Linked DNA regions of Homo sapiens: region 1 is linked to region 2. Evidence: chromatin contacts called from ENCODE Hi-C data. All regions are on one chromosome and are shown on one strand. Each heading gives the region's core, a stretch centred on a gene start or an enhancer-like site at or near the end of the contact. The rest is flanking DNA. Distances are from core to core; before and after follow the strand shown. Region 1 overlaps LINC02966 (long intergenic non-protein coding RNA 2966). Region 2 holds the start of IL36G (interleukin 36 gamma).

The links. A loop is a pair of places that touch in the nucleus more often than their neighbours do. Pooled maps may share reads with other maps.
Region 1: a loop to region 2 is called in a map of naive thymus-derived CD4-positive, alpha-beta T cell, with 2.7 times the contacts of the local background. The contact joins the enhancer-like site here to the promoter of IL36G in region 2. A Hi-C loop is called at or near these places in 3 of 168 maps with a recorded cell type or tissue (CD4-positive, alpha-beta T cell, naive thymus-derived CD4-positive, alpha-beta T cell and posterior vena cava) and 1 of 50 pooled maps.

The regions. Positions count from the first base shown.
Region 1 is chr2:113,368,362-113,373,793 of GRCh38, forward strand. The region is part of intron 2 of LINC02966 (long intergenic non-protein coding RNA 2966); the gene reads left to right. LOC107985936 (a long non-coding RNA gene) reads right to left here. Exons shown (of 2, transcript XR_001739651.2): 2 at 2,031-2,403. Among named protein-coding and RNA genes, the nearest start is that of LINC02966, 46 kb to the left of the region's middle. Within about 2 kb of position 2,300, at least 3 of the 41 ENCODE cell types and tissues checked have a DNase peak (open chromatin) inside an H3K27ac peak, as active enhancers do.
Region 2 is chr2:112,974,725-112,979,756 of GRCh38, forward strand. It overlaps IL36G (interleukin 36 gamma), which reads left to right and starts at 3,282. Exons shown (of 5, transcript NM_019618.4): 1 at 3,282-3,354; 2 at 3,896-3,969; 3 at 4,497-4,601. The coding sequence starts at 3,915.

The DNA.
Region 1 (5,432 bases), core at 1,050-3,549, 390 kb after region 2:
TATGATCTAATCATCTCCCAAAGGCCCCACATCCTAACACCTTCACCTTGTGAATTTCTGAGGGACACAAACATGCAGATAATAGCACCATTCTGAAGCCTTTCAAGCCATGCAGAAGACTTCCACATATATTCTCATATTTTCCATGGGAAGCTTCGCCTGGGTTTTACAGAGGAGTGTCATGATGCCATCTATTTTAAAAAGATCCCTTTGGGGCAACACTAGAGAGACTGGGTGAACCCAGAGGCTGGAAGGTGGGTGAGGGGGGTCTTGCAATAATACAGGCAAGAGGTGATGAGGGCCTGAGTTCAGGCAGTCAAAGAAGGGATGGAGAGGAAATGAGGGCTGCTAGAGACATTTGGAAAGGAGAACAGACAAGTATTGGACAGGAAGGAGAAGGAAAGGACTTCTTCCTCCCATAGGGCAGTTCCCCTGCACCCCTGCAATACACACCCAGCTTCCCCACACACTTGGAGGTGGCCTGGCAGAAGAGAGATTGACATTTCTCTTTATCTGCTGGCCTTTTAACTCTGTTCATAGCCATGAAGTCACCTTCTTTTTTTTTTTTTTTTTTTTTTTTGCCTTACTACATTTGGATGATTTTCCTTATAATGATTGTCATAGTCATAACTATAATAATTATAGTGGCAATAATAAGATTCTGAATGGCTCCAGAGCCTTTCTTCCTAGGATGTTAATGTGTGAGGTGGGGGTAGGAGGGTTCCTGGCAGGAATATTATTAGATCCAATTTGCTGAAAAGTCACTCTCTGCCATTTGGAAAGAATCTGGCCAAGAGGGAAGCATTTCTGGCCTTTGGAGCATGGACTTGTTCCCAGATGAGAACCCATGTTCTCCATGAAGACTGGCAAGGGGGTTCCTGCTGCCTGGTGGGGTATGCTAAATGCCGATTGGCTGCTCGTGATGGAGAAAGGTGGAGAGGTATGCTCCAGAGCTTTGCCCCTCTCCCGTCTCTAAGAAGCCTTCCCACAGGTCTCTGGTGGACAATGACTCCTCCGTGCCTGCCTCAGGCTCTCCTATTGTTGGGCTGTATGATTAGCATTTAATCATAATATACAATATATTGTAGCATTTTATGAGTTACAAAACCTGTTTGGCTTCATTATTTCATTTAAACCTCCTAGCCACAGAGGTTAATATTATTATCATTCCCTCTCTACAAATGGATTCATTTGTTCAATGAACTTGCATGGAGCAGATAGTGTTAAATACTATGAAAATGAAGCATATGTGGTTCTGGGGGCTTCACCCCCAAATCAGGTACTCAGAGGTAAAGTGACTAAGACCCCAAGCAGAAGACTCTGATTTTCTTTCTCCAAGTTGCTTGCTCTCTTCTTTATTCAGCATACTTCAACAGCATACTTCATTCAGCATACTTCAACAGCATACTACAGTTACCCTAACTTTTAATTGTTCAAACTACCAAATTTGAGCACTTTACTGCTTCATGTTTCAAATGTTCATTTTGTCTTCCCAGACACATGGGAAAAATCTATATAAAAAAAGGACTTTACCAATTTACTTTTATTTTTATTTTGAGATGGAGTCTTGCTCTGTTGCCCAGGCTGGAGCGCAGTGGCATGATCTCGGCTCACTGCAACCTCTGCCTCCTGGGTTCAGGCAATTCTCTGTCTCAGCCTCCCGAGTAGCTGGGATTACAGGCGCCCACCACCATGCCTGGCTAATTTTTTGTATTTTACAAAAAATACAAAAGACCTGGCCAGGCTGGTCTTGAACTCCTCACCTTGTGACCCACCCTCCTCGGCCTCCCAGAGTGCTGGGATTATAGGCGTGAACCACTGTGCCCAACCAACTTCACTAGTTTGTTATTATTAAAGCCCATTTGTGGTAAGGAGTGTCAAAGTTTGTTTATACTTAGTAGTTACTGATCAACTATTACACAACATGTTTGGGCATACAGTAATTGATCAATAAATATCAGTAAGCCAGAGGGTTCCAACTCTCCAGCCTTAGCTAACTTCCTCTTAAAACACGGGTTTTATCCTCATCGTCAAAAGTATTTCAAGCACTTTATTTCTGGAACATGTGGAATCTTTCCTTTTAAAGTATTTTGTAGCCAGTTGCAAAATGATGCTGATATTTTGGAAGAATATTAATGTGCCCATCATAAAGGGAGAATAGTTGAGGCTAGGTAGGGGAAATTTGAAGTCCCAGCTTCCTTGTCTGGCTTGATGGCTGGTCTTCTTAGCATGTGAGTTAATTAGACAGATATGGAAGGATGGAAAGCCAGAGGCGCCTCACGTTGACGATTTCTCTCCGAGTGCTCTCAGTGCGCAGCACAGAGGATCTCTCGATTGACTGGACGCATGCTCCCACCTTGTGGTGAGATTTGATATCCTCTGGTCTTTTTTCGTCTGTACATCCTGCTGGGGAAAATGCAACCATTTAGTCAGTGAATGTTTGCTGAGCTCCAGGTGTACTCCCAGGCAGTAGGTACTGGGATACAGACATGAAAGAACAGACAGAATTGTCCTCTTGAGGCTTACTTTACTGGATATGTGTGTGTGTGTTGGAGGGGAGGGGGATGTAAGATGGGCAATAAAAAATTTATACAGATAAAAAACAAAGTAATTTCAGATAGTGCGAAATACTATGACAATGAAGCAAAATGATGCAATGGAGTGACTGGGGAGGAGACCTGTTTCAGTTGGGGTAGCCTGGGATGTTTAAGCCCAGGCTGACTGATGCACAGAAGTCAGGCTTGCGATGGAAGTCACCAGGATAAGGGAGCAGAATGAAGGCCGGGGGGATGCCTCATGGTCTGCAATAGGAGAGTGCTTCCAGATGTGGAAGGAGAGGCAGACAGGGGCCAAGTCACAGACACTGCCTTCTAGGCCACTCCAGGTGCCATGGAAACCACTGAGAGGATTGAAGAAAAGGGACACTAGTTTGAAGTGCCTCGTGAAGCTCTTTGCATTTGTGTGTGGACTTTTCCTTAAACGCAACAAGCATGTGCAAAGGGCCATGCTTGGAGCTTCCCCAGAAATTGTGAGCAGAGACTCACACTGTATCACTGCACCTTAGAATCATCTGGGGAATTTTACAAAATCCTGTTGCCTGGGCCCTACTCATGAGCAGTTAAATCAGAAGAGCTGCAAATGAGGCCCAGGCCTCAGTGTTTTTTGTTTGTTTGTTTTTGTTTTTGTTTTTGAGACGGAGTCTCGCTCTGTCGCCCAGGCTGGAGTGCAGGGGCGTGATCTCAGTTCACTGCAAGCTCCACCTCCCGGGTTCACGCCATTCTCCTGCCTCAGCCTCCCGAGTAGCTGGAACTACAGGCTCCCGCCACCACAGCCGGCTAATTTTTTGTATTTTCAGTAGAGACTGGGTTTCACCGTGTTAGCCAGGATGATCTCGATCTCCTGACCTCGTAATCCAACCACCTCGGCCTCCCAAAGTGCTGGGATTACAGGCGTGAGCCACCGCGCCCAGCCGGGCCTCAGTGTTTTGTCCAATCTTTTCAAGTGATTCTAGGGCACCACCAGAGCAGAGAACTGCTATGTGTCAGGGAACCTCAGCCTCAGCTGAGGGTGGTCAGTGAGAAGCTGACTGTTAAGGCAAGGGCCCCCAGAGGGTCTGGGGTGAGGTTCTGAGACAGTGGACTTTGGTGTGTGGGGCAGATCATCACAATTATGGGCTACAAAGGGAGAAGGAGAAGAAAGCAGATTGCAGAGCCCTGGGTATGGATGAGAAAGAGCTGGCTGAGTCTGGACTCACTTGGCTGCATGATTGTATTTATGACAATGGAGGGAAGACAGCTGCAGAAAGGGCACAGATTGGAAGGGCGTCAGAGAGAGGCCCGCAGAGGCAGACTGGTGGCTCTGGGGCAGGTTTGGAGGCTCCTGATGGCACCTACCCTGTCTTAACGCTTCCCACCCTAGCCTGTCTCCTAGAGGCCTCTTCTCTCCTCAGAAGTCTCCAGTCAACACAGTTGCATAGAAACTCAAGGCTGGATGCTAGGCTCGCGTCTTCTTGGCAGCTGGCCTTATACGGGCACACTGTCACAGGCACCAGGCTCTGTGTGGATAAATCTTCAATGCTGTTACGGTTGCACGCGACAGCAAACCCAACCCAAAACTGCTTAAGCAAAGAGGACATGTACAAGCTCAAGTGACAGAAGAGTTTAGGGCGTGGATTTAGGTGTGGCTTGATCTGGAACCAACCACTATGGCCAGGGGAATGCAAGGCTCTGATTGGTCCAGCCTGAGTCACATTCGGCCAATGGGAGCGGGGAATGGAGTCAGCACCACCGTCCAAAGAAAAGGTCTGAGAGTCAGGACAGCAGAAGAAAATCATCGGTGCTCTTACGTCAAAACTGGGGCAAAGGCATGCTTGTATGACCCGAACCAGGCAATGTTTCCTGTGGTAGTCCCATAACATGGAGGAAGAGTGTGGAGCTTATGATCTTCCTTGTCTGATTAATCAGTTTTGGTAACTGGAGGCTGGGCTTGGTGATTTTGAGGTGCAAAGGCTGTGGCCTCAAGTTTGTTGAGGGATGATGTATTAGTCCATTTGCTGCTGATAAAGACATACCCAAGACTGGGCAATTTACAAAAGAAAGAGGTTTAATTGGACTTACAGTTCCACGTGACCGGGGAAGGTCTCACAATCATGGTAAAGGGTGAAAGGCACTTCTTACAGGTCAGTGGGCAAGACAGAATGAGGAAGAAGCAAAAGTAGAAACCCCTGATAAACCCATCAGATCTCGTGATACTTATTCACTATCATGAGAATATTATGAAAAAGACCGGCCCCGTGATTCAATTACCTCCCACTGGGTCCCTTCCACAACACGCGGGAATTCTGAGAGATACAGTTCAAGTTGATATTTGGGTGGGGACACAGCCAAATCATATCATTCTGCCCCAGGCCCCTCCCAAATTTCATGTCCTCACATTTCAAAACCAATCATTGCCTTCCCAACAGTCCCCCAAAGTCTCAACTCATTTCAGCATTAACCCAAAAGTCTACAGTCCAAAGTCTCATCTGAGACAAAGCAAGTCCCTTCCGCCTATGAGCCTGTAAAGTCAAAAGCAAGTCAATTGCTTCCTAGATACAATGGGGGTACAGGCATCGGGTAAATACAACCATTCCAAATGGGAGAAATTGGCCAAAACAAAGGGGCTACAGGGCCCATGAAAATCTGAAATCCAGCAGGGCAGTCAAATCTTAAAGTTCCAGAATGATCTCCTTTGACTCCATGTCTCACATCTGGGCCATACTGATGCAAGAGGTGGGTTCCCATGGTCTTGGGCAGCTCCACCCCTGTGGCTTTACAGGGTGCAGCCTTCCTCCTGGCTACTTTCATGGGCTGGCATGCAGTGTCTGAAGCTTTTCCAGGCACACGGTGCAAGCTGTCTGTGGATCTACCATACTGGGGTCTGGAGGATGGTGG
Region 2 (5,032 bases), core at 2,032-4,531:
TGTGCTGTCTAATTAAGGCTTTTTATTGCTTTAGTTCTTTGTTGTTGTTGCACATAAATGACAATTTAACCAATAACTGTTTTAAATTTAGAGAAATATGCCTTTACAATAGTCCTATATGGTTTGGTTCTTTAGTCTTAACTCTTTTAATGTTTCTATTTATTACTGCCATTTTGATGTGTAGCTTTGGGGTTATTTTTGTTACTCTGTCCTTCATTTAAATAGCGTGTTGGCCTATGTGCCAAAGTCTGGGGTTTCATAGAAACCAGCTTCAGGAAGATGTAATGGATCAGCTCATAGGAAGCAAGTCTTTGATAATGGGCTTGGGCTATGTGGAGGAGCAGAGGCTTTCGGCCATGTCCATGCACATCATTCCATCTACGTTGGGTAAAGGCTTTACCACAGAGCCTATGCCAAGAGCTTCCTTGGCATTTTCCCAAGTCCACTAGAGTACAAATGGCCCCACACTGGTCTCTGTGGTTCATGGTACACACCATGTTGCCCCACCAATTTAAGCGAGATGAATGCCAACTTCTTTCCAGTGGCAATCTTCAGGCCAGGTTGCCAGCCTGCTTGTAGATAGCCCTTGATAGGTAATAGGCCACATGGCTTTGGTCCTCTTTGGGGGCCCCAAGGAGGACCTATGACTCCAGCAGAGAGCTCTGCATTTGGAGTCCGGAGTTATAGATTCTAAGTTTAATTTTACTACTAAGGTGATTTTTTTTATGGTTGGCAATGGTGGGGGCTGAATAACCTTTACTGCTCCATGGCTCCCTCTGCTTTGTTATGATTGTGTGCCTGGTTTCATGAAAAAGGTGTTGTAGAGATTCTAGAGATTGTAGTGGTGGTCAGTAATCAAGTTCTCTTACCCTACCTGCATTTCATTGATATTCCCTCAACTTAATAAGGTAATGAGCATGTTAAGTGAACAAACTAGTAGCAGGGCTTATTACCAAATGAATGTAGATTGACAGTGTCATAGAGCTTGGAAATTAGAATCTGGACTAAGTGTTTTCTTAAAATCATTTTCATATCTAGGGAATTTGGCCTTGTCAGTACTTATGGTAATTAAATTCAAGCCACACTTAATGATAAGCATCATTGTCATTGTTCTCCATGATAATAAATCGTTGATAATAAATAAAACAATCAATGGTAATAAATAAAATATAGCAACGCTATGTTCTTTACTTTTTATAACCAGAATCAATATTGATGGTTTTCTCAAGTACAGCCAGGGTATCATGTAATTATAACATCCATCCCTTCCACTTTAAGATAAACGTTCGGGGCCATTTCTTCAGTAGATGTGATCTCTGCTCTTTACTGATCAACCCCAGTGATTCAGTTCTCCCCTTTTATCATCATCACTCCTACTCCCTCCAATTTCTCTGATACTTATTCACACTAACAGTTAAACTAGGGACTTCAGGATGGATGCTGAGTGCTGGGAATTCTAGGAAGGGCTGGATTCTCTGAGTGCTTGGAATCTATTGAAGGGTCAGGACCAAGTGGAATGAGGGCGGAGGCTGAAGAGGACACATGTCACCCTCTTTTATAGTTTTTGCAACCTTCATCTGGGCGTGGGAAGTTCTAGCTGTACCCACAGGCTTTTGAACCAAAGAAAATTCAGCTGTTAGAGCTGTGTCCTGTGAGTCCTCTGAGCATCCTCTTCTTGACCCCTCCCCTCCACCTTCATGCTCCAAGCATTGACCAGACTGTACTCTCTTTTCAGAGGTCTGAGCATCAATTTGGCAGAGAACGCCTCACCTCCGACTCATATCTGGGGATAAGTCCTACAAAAGCGCTCCTTTGAGACCTAGGTTCTTTTGTTCCCTTTTGTTTCCTTCCTGTAGTTGTTACTATCTGAGATACCACAGCAATCCCTTAATCTTCTTTGGCTTTCCAACACACGTGTATCTAGTTCCTTTTATTCAATTCCCTTTGTTTGCAATTCCTAGCATGGATTCTGCTTTCAGAGGGATCCCAGTTGGAAATTCAGGCTTAAGGGATTTGGGGGGTCAAATGATGGGAATTTTAGATGCTGTTTTGTGGTGAACATCCCAAGAAAGGAGTTATGTTGACTGATGTGTAATGGAGGGGATTTTTAACAGGGCAATGGAGACTCAAGTGAGGTGGCACTGGCTCAGGTTGACTTTGAACAAAAGTGCACCTGGCATTACCACACTCTTTCCTAGGGTCACAGAAACACTGGAAGCCAAAAGTGATAGAATTGGGGCCATGGCAGGAAAGGACTGTGTTCTTCCAAGGCCAGAAAGGAGATTAGGGTGAAAAGTAAGAGACGTTGAGTCAGGAGACTCTTTGCAGGGCTGGGAAGAGGGGCTCATGGATGAGCTTATCTGGAAGGTTCTGTCTCATTCTTTGTGCTTTTCTTCCTTATAGATGGGTAAACCTGAAGCTGTTAGTGCTTCAAGTCTGTCTCCTAAAACTCACTTCACTCTAGTAGTTAACTTATACCTCAGTAAATTTTTAGGCTTGGCTACAGCAGATAGGATGGGGTGTATAAACAAGATATAAAAATAACTATTACCACTGATCAGGAACCTAGGGCAGAGGGTGGGGGATAAGCTGGCATCTGGGGCTCAGATTTGGGAGAAATCGCTGCCCACCTCTTTACTTCCTTAGGCAGTTCTGGAGTCCACTGCATTTTGAGGGTACCTGAAACTAGGATTGCCTCAGTTAAAAGACCAGTCTGCATAGTCCCTGTGGCTCCCCATGTGGATGGAGCTGAAAGAGTGTTAGGTAGGGGAGCTCTACTGCCTGGCTTTCCATTCAGGTGTGGCCTTAGGTGGGGTAGTTGAGAAATGCCACAGGGACCTTGCCTGAGACGTGTGGCTAATTTTGCTCTTACAGGATGCCTTTAGCCTGACTGCAGAGGGCAAGGCTCCCAGTCCCAGGAGATGGAGTCCCTGACATGAGAGTGCCTGGCATTTCCAGTTCTAGCTCTAGAATGACATGACAGGAGAGCTGAACTCTGGGAAATTCCCTTAGTTTCCCCTTTATGAGAAACCTAGGATCTGTCATCAACCTCATTTCCTTGTGGTTGATTTTGTGCGGATTGGCTCAACACTTATTTCTCAGCGAGCCCGGACAGGTGATACTTGTGCTAATTCTGTGATTTCTTCCTCCGAGCCTCACAGGATCTTCTGGTAGGAGGAGCTGGTTTTCTTTCATGTCATACGTTTCTCATGCCCCACCCAGGAAGCTGGAGCCTCCTTCTCTGCTCATCCAGATAAATGATCCAGGCTCCATTAGAACCCATCACTGACCTTGGAAGCTGCTGGAGCCACGATTCAGTCCCCTGGACTGTAGATAAAGACCCTTTCTTGCCAGGTATAGTCAATAGCTGGAAAACCTCTTCTCCCTCCCTCTGGAGCCTTTCCTCTCATCTGTGCTTTGGGCTTAATGAAGGGAAGGGCCACATCAGGCTGGCTCTGTGCTTTGTCCTATGTGTGGCTGCTTCTTACTGGGGAGTTGCTGGGATCCTGGCAGAGTGGCCCTGGCATGGGACCCTCCCCTGCTCCTAGGCAAAAACAATGCCGATGAAGGGGTGGAGGCTTCAGAGAAGAGGAGTCAGGGCATCAGGTGCCTGTGGGTTATTTAAGGTCAAATTTTATGCCTGGCCTTCGAACTCCTAGGGGAGACACTACCATACTATCTGGATCTCCAGGTGGAGGAAAATTCTACCTGTTCTCCCTTTGCTGATGCTTCCTTCAAGTTTCGTCCCAGATGTGGCTCAGAACTTCTGCCCAGAGCTTCGTGTCAGGCCAGGTTTCCCAGCTCCCTGTCTAGAATGAGGGCCTGTGGAGCTAGTGTCCTGGAAGGTCTTGGAAACATCTCTTGTGGTTCATCTGTTCTATGTCTGCTTTCACAGGTGCTGAGACAACCACACTATGAGAGGCACTCCAGGAGACGCTGATGGTGGAGGAAGGGCCGTCTATCAATCAAGTGAATCAAATGCTGTTGGGATGGGGCTCTGGAGGCTTAGGCCCTCTGCACTCACGCTATCTCCTGTGGAAGCCCCAGCCTTCTCTGCTCCTCTCTGTACACTGCCCTTCCCACCTGGTGCTGCCCACCTACCACTGGGCCCTGGGCTTCTGGAGGGTGGGAGCTATTGCTTAGTCACTGATCCAGCTCCAGTCCCCAGCACCGGGGCCAAGCACAGAGTAGGCACAAAAGAGGGTAGCTGGGCCTTGGCACACAGGTTCTGTGAGACTGCTCATTGCCCTCTGTCTTGATAGTTTGCCCTCTTAAACCAGTGACTTCCCTTGGTAGCCCTTGCCTTCCTCACCAGAGCTCACAACTTCACTAGAAAGAAAGGCTAGGCTGATGGGTGATGTGAGTGCTGTCAGTTTGGGGATGCAAACCCCACACCTTCCTTACAAAATGGCCTGGGTTAGATACTTTTCTCCTGGGTCTAGTAAAGCAGCCTTGATTATAATATTTCTTCATTTTTTTCTCTATCCCAAAATCAGTGTGTAAACCTATTACTGGGACTATTAATGATTTGAATCAGCAAGTGTGGACCCTTCAGGGTCAGAACCTTGTGGCAGTTCCACGAAGTGACAGTGTGACCCCAGGTGAGTGGTCACCCTGTGCCTTCCCCACTGTTTGCACTGCTGTGGCTGGGAAGCTGGCATCAGCCTTTTGTAAAAGTGTGACTTTACAATGGGGCCCACCAGGAGTGGGGAGAATTTCACACCTAATTGGGAAGAGAAGTCAGGGAGAACTTTGGGTTCCACTAAGATGAAGAAGCCAGAGATGGTGGAGGAGCCTCCAAGGGAATAGGAAAGCTGCTGTCAGTCATCTGAAGCCCTGTCTTATGGAAGACTAGTAGCTTGTTCTGCATGACTTCAGGGTGTCCTAAAATGACTAAATGGGTGAATACCACAGAAAGGCAGGTTTCAGCATCACATTGGGAAAAACTTGCAAAAGGGACCAAGCTCTCCAAGAATCAGAGGGGCTGCTTGATGTAGGAGCTCCCCATCTCCATGTGCTCAAGCAGAGGCGT